Linked DNA regions of Homo sapiens: region 1 is linked to region 2. A link is a loop called in an ENCODE intact Hi-C map of the cell type or tissue named here. Cell type or tissue: IMR-90. All regions are shown on one strand. Each heading gives the region's core, and the rest is flanking DNA. Links, peaks and the distances in the headings are about the cores only.

What was found. Hi-C counts contacts between places; a loop is a spot of excess contacts. Peaks named below come from ENCODE experiments on the same cell type or tissue, not always from the same donor. Only the 100,000 strongest peaks of a DNase experiment are listed, where the experiment ranks them.
Region 1: a loop joins it to region 2, with 4 times the contacts of the local background. A loop is called at or near these places in 1 of 110 quality-filtered maps.

The regions. Positions count from the first base shown.
Region 1 is chr5:33,786,283-33,791,663 of GRCh38, forward strand. All of the region lies in intron 2 of ADAMTS12 (ADAM metallopeptidase with thrombospondin type 1 motif 12), which reads right to left. Among named protein-coding and RNA genes, the nearest start is that of ADAMTS12, 100 kb to the right of the region's middle. RefSeq lists an enhancer at 1,933-3,132. In IMR-90, for the core only: no CTCF peak of the experiment used is centred there; a DNase peak (open chromatin) is centred at 2,799; H3K27ac peaks cover 724 bases.
Region 2 is chr5:33,734,295-33,739,675 of GRCh38, forward strand. All of the region lies in intron 3 of ADAMTS12 (ADAM metallopeptidase with thrombospondin type 1 motif 12), which reads right to left. Among named protein-coding and RNA genes, the nearest start is that of ADAMTS12, 160 kb to the right of the region's middle. In IMR-90, for the core only: no CTCF peak of the experiment used is centred there; a DNase peak (open chromatin) is centred at 2,397; H3K27ac peaks cover 668 bases.

The DNA.
Region 1 (5,381 bases), core at 192-5,191, 52 kb after region 2:
TAAATGAATTTTATGGTGTGTAAATGATACCTCAATAAGGCTGTTAAAAACATTTTATAAGAAAATAAAAATAATTTCCTTTCTTTGGGTTTAATGGTTTTCCAACAAGGGTAAAGGGCAGAGATGGGGAGGGAAAGAGAAGAGGACAGAAGGCAGCATATTAAAATCATCTAAGAAGCTTTTTTTTTTTTAACACACATAGACTTCCTCCTCCGTGGAATAAATATTAGAAGTTGAAGAATACCATCTATTATCAGGAGGCTGTACGTACTTTGCAAATGTTCCCCAAATGATTCTGATATGCATTGCCTCCCAAGCATATTACCCCTGAGAACCTCTTCTCTTGATAGATTGGGTCCTAGGAGTCTGTTTTCAATAAGCAAAGCAGTGATTCTTGTGACCAGGTAAGTTTAACAAGCACAGCCCATGTCTGCAACAGTAGGAACTTTCAGCACTGTGGCAGTGCAACGTGGGATAAATATTACTCTACGAAAAACTATTTTCTGACCTTTTATTCACATCTCCCCAGTCCCCTGTCAGTGCCAGACACTAGGGATAGCAAGTACCTTCCCAATCCTAATAAATTAAACCAACAATTAAGATTCCCAATTCCCCTGCCTTTGGTGGGGATTCTGGTCCATCAGAAGGGATCCCCCTCTTATATCAATAGCAAAGGGCTACTCATTTTGTTACAGTTAGGACCAAATCATACTCGTTCTACATATTAGTCATGAAATAACCTAAGTGGATGCCTAGATGTGGTCCTCTATGGCTGAAAAGTCCTTTAGCTCTTTCCAATTCAGTGATTATAAGACTATACCCCCCAACCTGAAGCACATTGTCATTCTTTACTCAGTGGGAGTTTTTCCATTCTTGGAAGAAGGTAGGAAATATGAAAAAAAAAAGCATTTGTAGTCACCTCCTATTGATTTATTTTACTGATTGTCAGGTTTACCCCTGAAAAAGATCAGATTGCTGATGTAAAGGCTAAAGCTTCCTACGGTTGTTAGAAGAAAGACAGGTTTGTAGATGGGAGAACATGGAGCTTCAAGAAAATTAAGGCAACCATCCATTGCAGGGCCACTGTCCACTTTTCGAATGTCAAAAACATTCCTAAATCTGCCTAGCAAATTGCTTGAAATTCCTAATATTTTCCAGCATTTGTGGACAAAACCTTCAGCATTTCTATGAAGACATATTCATCACGAGAACATGTTTCTTGAGAGAAGAAGGCGACTATGAGGACTTTAGTTGCCAAGTATATGGGGTAGGTTTGGCAGTGACATCAGCGATTGGAGCCATGCTCCTGGTGGGAGCCACATGCTGGCACAGAGGCTGCAGGAATTGAGTGGCTTGAAGTCTATGGGCTACCTGTCCATAGCAGGCCATTTTTAAAAAGGCCTACCCTGATTTCCACACCAGCTGCCCACATCCCCACTGCCCCCACCTCCTCAATGTCCCATCCTTGGGGGTCTCTCAGACATGACTGGTTACAGAACAGTTTCCCATACAGAAAAGAGCGTGATATTTCTTCAACACTTTACAGAGGCAAAGTAAAGCACGATAGGAAATGGAGCTGTTTTCTCGTGACTCTTCCACACATTTACTGAGCATCTACCATGTGTGAGGGAATGTTCTGGGTGCCAGATAATTGAAGACAAACATACCATAGACCCTGCCACCAGGAAGGGCACAGCCTCACTCAAACGGGAGGGAAATGGCAACACTTAGCCACCCACCATAATGAACTTTTAAGGATGCCAGTGAGTTCCAGCACAGATGGGCTCCCTTGCCCTGCCTTGGTCACCTGTGAATGTGAAGCATGGCCAGCCCCTCGAACTACAGTCTTGCTCTGGAATATGGACGCCTGTCCACAGATGGCTCCTTCTGAACAGCCAGTAGGGGTTCCTGTCACTTTTCAAACCATGAAATAATGTATGTCCTCTAACTGAAACAAGCAACTTCAACTAAAGGAGGTACATTAACAGTCTTTTTTCTCTCTCTCTTTTTTTTTGCCTGTCCAATAAATACGCAGAAGTTCAAGGTGAGAAATTTAATTAAATTTCATAACAACTCACTGGAATCATAGGCAAATGTACCAAGAGGGAACGAAAGAGGGGAGGGATGGGAAGGGAAAGGAAGGTAAGGGGAGGAGATGGGAAGAGAGAGAAAAGAAGGGGAGAGAGAAAAGGTAGGACTGCTAAAATATGCCAGGTTCAGGTGCACACAAAAAGCAAATGTTGTCTTTCTCTTCTTGATAGTTCCACAGAATCTCATTTTCCCAGGAATTCAAGTGAGTTGGCGAGGAAAGGAATAGGGCATGATGAAGAGAAACACTGGAAGCAGGTGCACCAGGAAGCTATTTTGAATTTCTGCAGTCATGAAAGGATCCTTGGATTATAGCCTTGAGAAAGAGACGGGCTATTCAACAGGAGGAAGTGGCTTTCACCATAAGCAAACCTATTACCAAAAACCCTACTTTCCACCTGTAGACCACTTGGCAGTTACTAAAGCACATGCGCACACATTCACCTTTGTTCTTCCCATAACTCTGTAAAAAGGGGCTGGGCAGGTATCCCATCCTCTTTCGTTCAGATGCAGAAACTGAGTTTCCTCCACATCTTCTGGCTGTTCCCACAGCAATTTTTCCACAGTGCTCAGCAGAGGTTCTTCCCTTCCCAGGAGTCTAAGAATCTCCCTAACAGTGAAATCCCAGCTGGCCAAAAATGTGAGTCAGGGTACAGAAATCTGAACCACATCCACATACTCAGGATCACACGGATTCTGTACATCAAAGCATGATTTTCCTCTCTGAGTCATGATTGGGATCTATGAGAACACGGGAGGTTTCATAGGCTGTGGACATTGTGTGAATTCCCTAGGGGACAGAAAGGTCTCTCACACACACTCAGCAAGGAGAGAGCCTGACGGCTGCTGTGTCCCAGGCCCAAGGCCTCAAAGACCCAGAGAACCAGCTGCTGTCCCACCATGGATGTCTATGAAATAGGGACACAAATACAGCTGCCAATGAAACTCCAGCAGCAGATGCTGCCCACACATGGCCTCCCCCAGGGCTGAGAGTGAGCCATCTCCAAGGAGAGGTTGGAGATGGAACAGCCACCATTGTCCATGCCTCACTGCTTAATACACAGTCTGCTTTTAGGGTCTCTAGACCGCTCTCAGGGTCTCTTCTTTATTCTGTCAGAGAAAAGCCAAGGGAGGTTTCTGCACTTCCCTCATTGGTCTCTCTGGAGGAAAGCAGAAGCTAATAACCCTGCCCAAGGAGGAAAATGGCTAGTGGCTGCGTAGAGTACCTCAACAGCAGTCCCAGCAGGTTTAAAAATAAATGATGAATGTGTTAGCAACATCAGTGCTTTGATAGAAACACACACAGCGTTCTTGACAGTCCTTGGCACTTCAGAGCTGTGGCTGGCTTTTCTTTAATTTTGAAATTACTTAGTGTCCCTGACAAATGAACAAACACAGGGGAAAGTCCATTTCCCCACAGTGCTCTCAAGTTCGTTCTTGGCATGGAAGCGCCATGTGGTCTGCAGCCTCTTCTTTCTAAATGGACAGTTCAAGCCTGCCTCTCATGGATTTACTTTGCCTAAGAATACAACAGTGTTGATTGCCAAAGTATCTTAAAGCAAATCCGCTATCTCATGTCATTTCACCCCGAGACTACACTATGAATCCTTAAAATTACGGACCTTTTCAAACATAACCACAATATTATTATCACACCTAACAAGGTTATAGAACAATTCCTGGGTGTTATCTAATAGATTATCAAATTTTGTAGTGCTCTTTAAAAAAAAAGTCTCTTTACAGTTCATCCATTCGAATCAGGTGCGGCCAGAGTCCACACATAGTATTTAGTTGTTTTATCCTTAAGTCTGTTTTCTTTTAGAGCAGTTCCATCTCCCTTTTTTTCCTGCCATTGGCTAATTGCAGAAACCAGTTGATTGTCCTTTAGAATGTCCCACATCTGGCCGGGCGCGGTGGCTCACGCCTGTAATCCCAGCACTTTGGGAGGCCAAGGTGGATGGAACACAAGGTCAAGAGATCAAGACTATCCTGGCCAATGTGGTGAAACCCCGTCTCTACTAAAAATACAAAAATTAGCTGGGCATGGTGGCGCATGCCTGTAGTCCCAGCTATTCGGAAGGCTGAGGCAGAAGAATCGCTTGAACCCAGGAGGCGGAGGTTGCAGACAGCCGAGATCGTGCCACTGCACTCCTCCAGCCTGGGTGACAGAGCAAGACTCCATCTCAAAAAAAAAAAAAAAAGAAAAAAGAAAAAAGAATGTCCCACATATGGATTTGTCTGTTGCTTTCTCCTTTAACCTTTTTCTCCTGTAAATTGGTCAACAGAGCTAAAGGCTTTATTAAAGTGTGTGTGTGTGTACACACACGCACATGTGTGCACATAGAGATTCAGGTATACACACAAACACACATATACTTGACTCTAATCAAACTTCTAGCTTGACATACAAACATATATATATATATATATATATATATATGCATGTTGATATATATATGGCTAAGGTGCAGACATCAGCTACATGTATATGTGTATATGTAAGAATACTGAATAGGTGGTGCTGTGTTCTTCCTGTTGCATCCCACAGGAGAAACCCCTAATGTCTGGTTCTTGCACATTTAGTGATGTTAACATTGGTCAGAGGGTTGCATGGTGATTCCCAGTCCCTCCACTACAGAGCATGCGGTCACACTCTCATGATGAAAGCAATCTAGCCAGATCTAAAACCACTCCAGGAGATGGAGGACAAGGCCTCTGAGCTAAGCTCCACACCTGATTTCTTACCCCACCCAGGTCACAGCTACTCACATGCACAGCAGCATGGCTGGCCAGTACCTCTTGACTCTCAGCAAGAATTAGATGTCTGGTAGTTATTGAGTTGGATGTTCAGGCTTAAAATATAAAAGTCTCCAATGAAAACATCCTGGGCAATATGAGGTACTGGGAATTTTGAGATTCTCAACCTGACCCTGATATTAATATGCTCTGTAATGCTAGGCAAGTCACCTAAACTTTTCTGAATCTCCAACTGTAAAATAAGGGAGTTGGTCTCAATCTCTTTCAGCTCTAAATTCCTGTAAGATATATTTTATTAATCCCTTATACATATATCCTTGCTGTGCCTAGATGCCTTAAAAATTTTTTTTAACAAAAACAAGGACTACTAAATAAAAAAAGAACTAGGAAAAGTGTTTATCCAAGCCAATCAGATTTTTATCACCTGGGAATTAGAAATTTGTACTTCTATGCAGTGACCTATATAATAGGCAGCTAAGCCACTTTAATGGAAATTCTCTAGAGAAAATGTCCATGAATGCTTGTTTCTTTGGTCC
Region 2 (5,381 bases), core at 108-5,107:
TGCCTAGGTCAGAGGTGAGGACACAGCTCTGCAAAGCCTGACTTCAAGAATAATAGCACCAGAAGAAAAAAACGTGAAGTACCTGAAGAAGAGCAGTAACATTAGCAGAAATCATTGCTGTCCAAAATAATTTGCAGCTTCTCTTGATGTTAACCAGCTGGAGTTGTAGTTACCCCAGGTTTTTAAGTCACAATTGTGAATTAAAAAAATTATAACAAGGAAGACAGCTAACATGTTTTCCACATTTAATTTACTGTGCTAAACATAATATAGCTTCTAAAATTCCTAACAAAGACCCAGTCCCCTGAGAATGAATTTTACTATCCTGATTGCCCCAAATGATTCACGAATAAAGTATGAGTACTTATGCTCCAGGTTAGCAAGGAAGTGAGAAGCTGCAGCAAAGGATGACAACACCAAAGGCCTGAGAGGAAGGGGCTATAGCCAAAACGGTGGGTGGGGGAGGAGGCTGAGTGTTCCACTGGAAGAAACATCAACTGGGGTGTCTGCTCAGGGCTTGGGAAATGTTCCAGAGCCTGGCTGAAGGAGGAGCTTGTGGGCCACCCTGACAGGGTCTGTAACTCTTTGGCTCTCAAATTTCTAGACCAGCACTTCTGATTCCCACCCGGACATACCTTACTGCAAGATACCTTGCATGTACCTTAATGATTCTTGCTAGAATTTCAGATGTCTGGTAAAGTCTTTTGATTTTTAACCTAAGCCTAATAAAATGCTTTTTTAAATAATAGTACATTTGAGATAACAATAACTAATATACATTGGGCATTTACCTTAATAAGTTTTACATGTTTCAGCTGTTAAATTCTCCCAACCCTTACTGATGAAGAAAATCCAGCACAAAGAGGTTAAGTAATTTGCCCCGGGTCTTCTTTTCTGAAGGAATAAAGAAATAGCTCTCCAAAGTTAAAATGCAGATACTGTGCCCCACCCTAGGGTTTTCGATTCAATAAAGCTAGGGTGGGTCCTGTAGATTTGCATTTCTTATAAGTTCCAGGGTGATGCTGATGCTGCTGGTCCGGGGACTAAACTTTGAGAACCAATGGTCTAGACCAGGGATCAGCAAGTTTTTATCACTATTAAAGGGCCAGATAGTAAATGTTTTTGCTATCTTGTATAATTTGCAGGATGAAAGGTAAAATCGAGGATATTATATGAGTACTTATATACCCATCTAAAATGTAACCACTTAAAAATGTAAAATCCATTCCTAGCTATCAGGCTGTACAAAACAGATGGCACGCTGAATTTGGCTTATGGACTGTAGTTGCCTGGCCCCTCATCTAGACACTAGACCAATTTCTGGTCTTGATCCCAACTGCCCCCTGACCCCACAACTGTTTTCTTGCTTTTCCTGAGGTCCCAGCTACCTAATGGCCTAATCGGGGAAGTACACCTTAGCTTCAAGCTGCTGGAAAGGTCAATGAATGTCCAGCACGGACCATGAAATGCTCAGGACAGTGGTAGAACTGCCACTAAGGAAAGGAAACCTCTTCTATTGCTGGCTCCAAACCTCTGGTGCCCAGGAACATCCTGGTCACTATGAATCTGAAATGTTCCATGTTGATTGATGATGTTGGAAACTGATCATTTGTTTGATTTTTCCAGGGCCAGATAACATTAAAAGTGTTAAACACTAAACAACATTTAGTGTTGTTTTCTTTGAGAATAAAGGATTCTTAGAGCTTTTAAAATGGTAATGATGATAATAAAGGCATCCGAACAACTGTATTCTTTTTTTGCTGTTTTTTTTTTTTCTTTTTTTTTGACACAGAGTCTCACTCTTGTCACCCAGGCTGTGGTGCAACGGTGCGATCTCGGCTCACTGCAAACTCTGCCTCCCGGGTTCAAGCAATTCTCCTGCCTCAGCCTCCCAAGTAGCTGGGAACACATGCGTATACCACCATGCCTGGCTAATTTTTGTATTTTTAGTAGTGATGGGGTTTCACCATATTGGCCAGGCTGGTCTCGAACTCCTGACCTCAGTTGATCCACCTGGCTTGGCCTCCCAAAATGCTGAGATTACAGGCGTGAGCCACCACGCCCAGCCTGTAGTTTGTTTTTAAAACATAAAATTCTTGGCATATTTTCCATAACCCAAAAGTAGAAGTTCTGGTACTAAGGTTATTTTATATTTATCAGGAGTGGTCCATCAGAGGGTTTTGTATTCTGCAGAATTTTTGTGTTCATGGGCTTCCAATTCTGAAGGCATCCACTTTCATCCCTGGTATTTACAAACAGGAAAAGAAAGCACAAGCCTCACACAGAAAGTAACCTCGACATTTCCCCAGGATGTTTACAGAATGGGCAGTGTGGAGAAGACATTCCAATAATGATGCCTGACCACTGTCGGGTTTTTCAATAACAAGTCTGGGTTGTCCTTTCACTCACACACATTATGAAACATGTGAAGAATTCCCTGTGTTATTCCAGTTATAGGGAGCATGACTCAGAACCGGTCTCCATACTGTGATCTGCTGGGGAACAGCAGGGTAAGCCCTACTGCTTTTCTGAAGATTCCTAGAGAGTTCTGCAAAATGGATAAATCTGGCCTTCAATGGCTTCCAGCAAGTTCTAAACAGACTGTCAGCATCTTCCCCATGAGTTCAGTCTGCATAAAGGTTTTCATGCCTTTTCACTGTAAAAGCATCCTCCATCATGGTCCCTGGAATGGAAATAAAAAGTAGATGCCAGAACCAGCTGCCAACATGTGCACTTCTACTTACTGAGAAAAACTGAGATCAAGGGAATGACAGAAAAGAAGGGGAAGGTATCAAACATCCCATGCAAGTACCTGCGTTCTGTTTGCTCTGGTCAGAATCTAATGGCCCTTGTTCTTGTTACTGTGCCATCTTTTACAAAAGGGCATCGATGTTGGGAAGCAGTGTGCTGTGGTTGACAGGCCCCTGTAAGATTGGAAGAACTCCCTCTTCCAGGATCATCTCGAAAGGTGGTGACTCTATCAAATGTTAGGCATTCCCCTTCCCTAATTAAGTTTCCCAATCCCTTATCTGAAATGCTTGTGAGGCCAGATGTGTTTTGGAATTTGGAATTTTTGCAATTCTAAAAGAAATTTGGAAAGTCAAATGGTGGTTGCCAGGGGCTGGGGAAAGGGGAAAACGGGGAGTTGTCTGATAGGTACAGAGTTTCAGTTTAATAAGTAAAAAGAATTCTGGAGATTGGTTGCACAACAATGTGAATATACAAACACTATTGAACTGTACCCTTAAAAGTGGTCAAGATAGTAAATGTTGTGTTATATGTATTTTACCACAATTTTTTAAAAAAGTCATTTAATTCATATATTCTATGCTTCCAAATACCTGGGTATTTTCAGGGTAGTACTCTGAAATCAAACACATGGATATTTCTACAGTAAAATGTACAACTAGTCTCACTAACTGAGATTTACAAAATATCATAAATAGCCTCATGTTAATTCAAGTCAGTTTTGCCACCAAGGGAGTTTGCTGAACATTCACTGAAAGACTTTTTATTTTCAGGGGGCTGTGGAATTTCGAATTGCAGTTTTCAGGAACAGTGAGCCTGTAGCTGTCACTCACCCACCCTACCTTTGCGCAACATTTTCATTACCCACAGTTTACAGAGGAGAAAATAGAAACAAGAAGTAACAGTAGTAGGAAAGTAGTCATTTGCCCAAGGACAGCTAGCTAGTTGGGATCCAAACTGCCTGGTACCACTGTTAAGCCCTCACCTTAACTTCAGGCTACCCTGGGCACAGACAGGCTCACCCAACTACAGAATCTTAAAGAGGTCTCTTGAAGTTTTAAGGAAGATTGCCAGAAGATTCATCCCAATATAGGCACTAGTGGAAAGTGTGTGGGATGGGGCTACCTGGGGTCTTTGGTAATGGCCTCCCCATCTTAGAAGGCCATAACCCTGACCTCTAACCAGCCCCTGATAAATACCCTTCTCCAAACCAGGAGCGAGAGTGGAAAAACTACTGCTCTGTGGCCGTTGGGACTGCCCTTTGATTTTTTTTTTGTTTGTTTGGTTACTCAGGCATAAAGTACAGAATCTTGCCAATCAGGTGAGCTTTTCCAATGCTAATAGCCGCTTTAGGCTGGAACTGTTCTCAAGAAATGAAGGTATGCAAATTAAGTGTCTTTGATGCCTCCTGCATATTCCAGGGGAAATGAGACCAAAAGAGTTCTGAAGCCCCATGAAGAGCTAATGAGAAATGGCTTTCGGCTTTCACCTCTCATGTCATGGGTCACCTGCCCTATCCTTTGGTTAGGAATGTTCCCTACTTGCAGATACTGTATCAAAATTGATCTTCCTAACAGACCTGCATTTGCAATGCCTGTCTTCTGCACATCAACATCAGTGCCATGGGAAACTCGCTATGTTGGTCAGTTTCCACATCGCAGCACTGTCCTGGCTGAGGAAGGACGGAGCCAGTCCTCAAGCCCTCAGCACAGCTGATCCTATTAGGAAGGAGCTGAAGAGCCAAGGCCAGTGTTCTGGAGGAGCTGGCACGAAGGCTGGTTTCCCGTGCAATGTCTTTGAGAGGATGGCGTGGGGAGAAGATGCTTTACAGAAAATGAGCCCTCTGCCCTTTCTGGTGTCAATTTAGCAGTAGTAATTCCCTAAGAAATGCAGCCAGGGTGCTGGTCAGCTGCTGGTGGGGTTGACATTGACTCTATTCTTAGCACAACTTATCCAGCAAGGGAAAGCCTTTCGTTCGGAGGTGTTTGGACTCCCTTGCTAGTTAGGTTAAACAAAGAGTTTAACCTCTCTGTTGACTGAGAGAATACCTCAGGCTTTCAACATGCTGCATTTAAAGAGAACAGGTAGAACTTCCATAAATCCCTGAGTCATCACAGCTGAGCAAGCCATCTTTACATCCTGGAGCTGACAGTGTGTGACGTGACGAATGTTTAAACACACATGTACACCCCACGCATCAACACACACTCCTTCACACACACATAAACACACACACATATAGGCAAACACACACACATTCTCCATACACACACACACACACTACGCACAGCCCCCACTGGGCTGAGTTTAGCTGAAATGCTAGGTCCTGAACTTAGAATAACAGCCCTGATGTATTTGACACTACTCAAATGCATGTGGAGTCTTTTTAACCAAATACCACATTTCAGAAGAAACTATGTGTATGTGTATGTGCATGTGCATGCATGTGTGCATACGTGTGTGGTCTCACACATCTGATGCCAGGATAAGGAGCCATGCCCTGAATAAGTAGGCACTCAAATCCGTCATACTCTCACCTCTCTCCCCGACAGATATTAGGGATCTTGTGTCCAGACTCGGTTTCTAGGACTGCCACTTCCTCCTTTCAATGTTCTGACCCGTGATGATGAGCT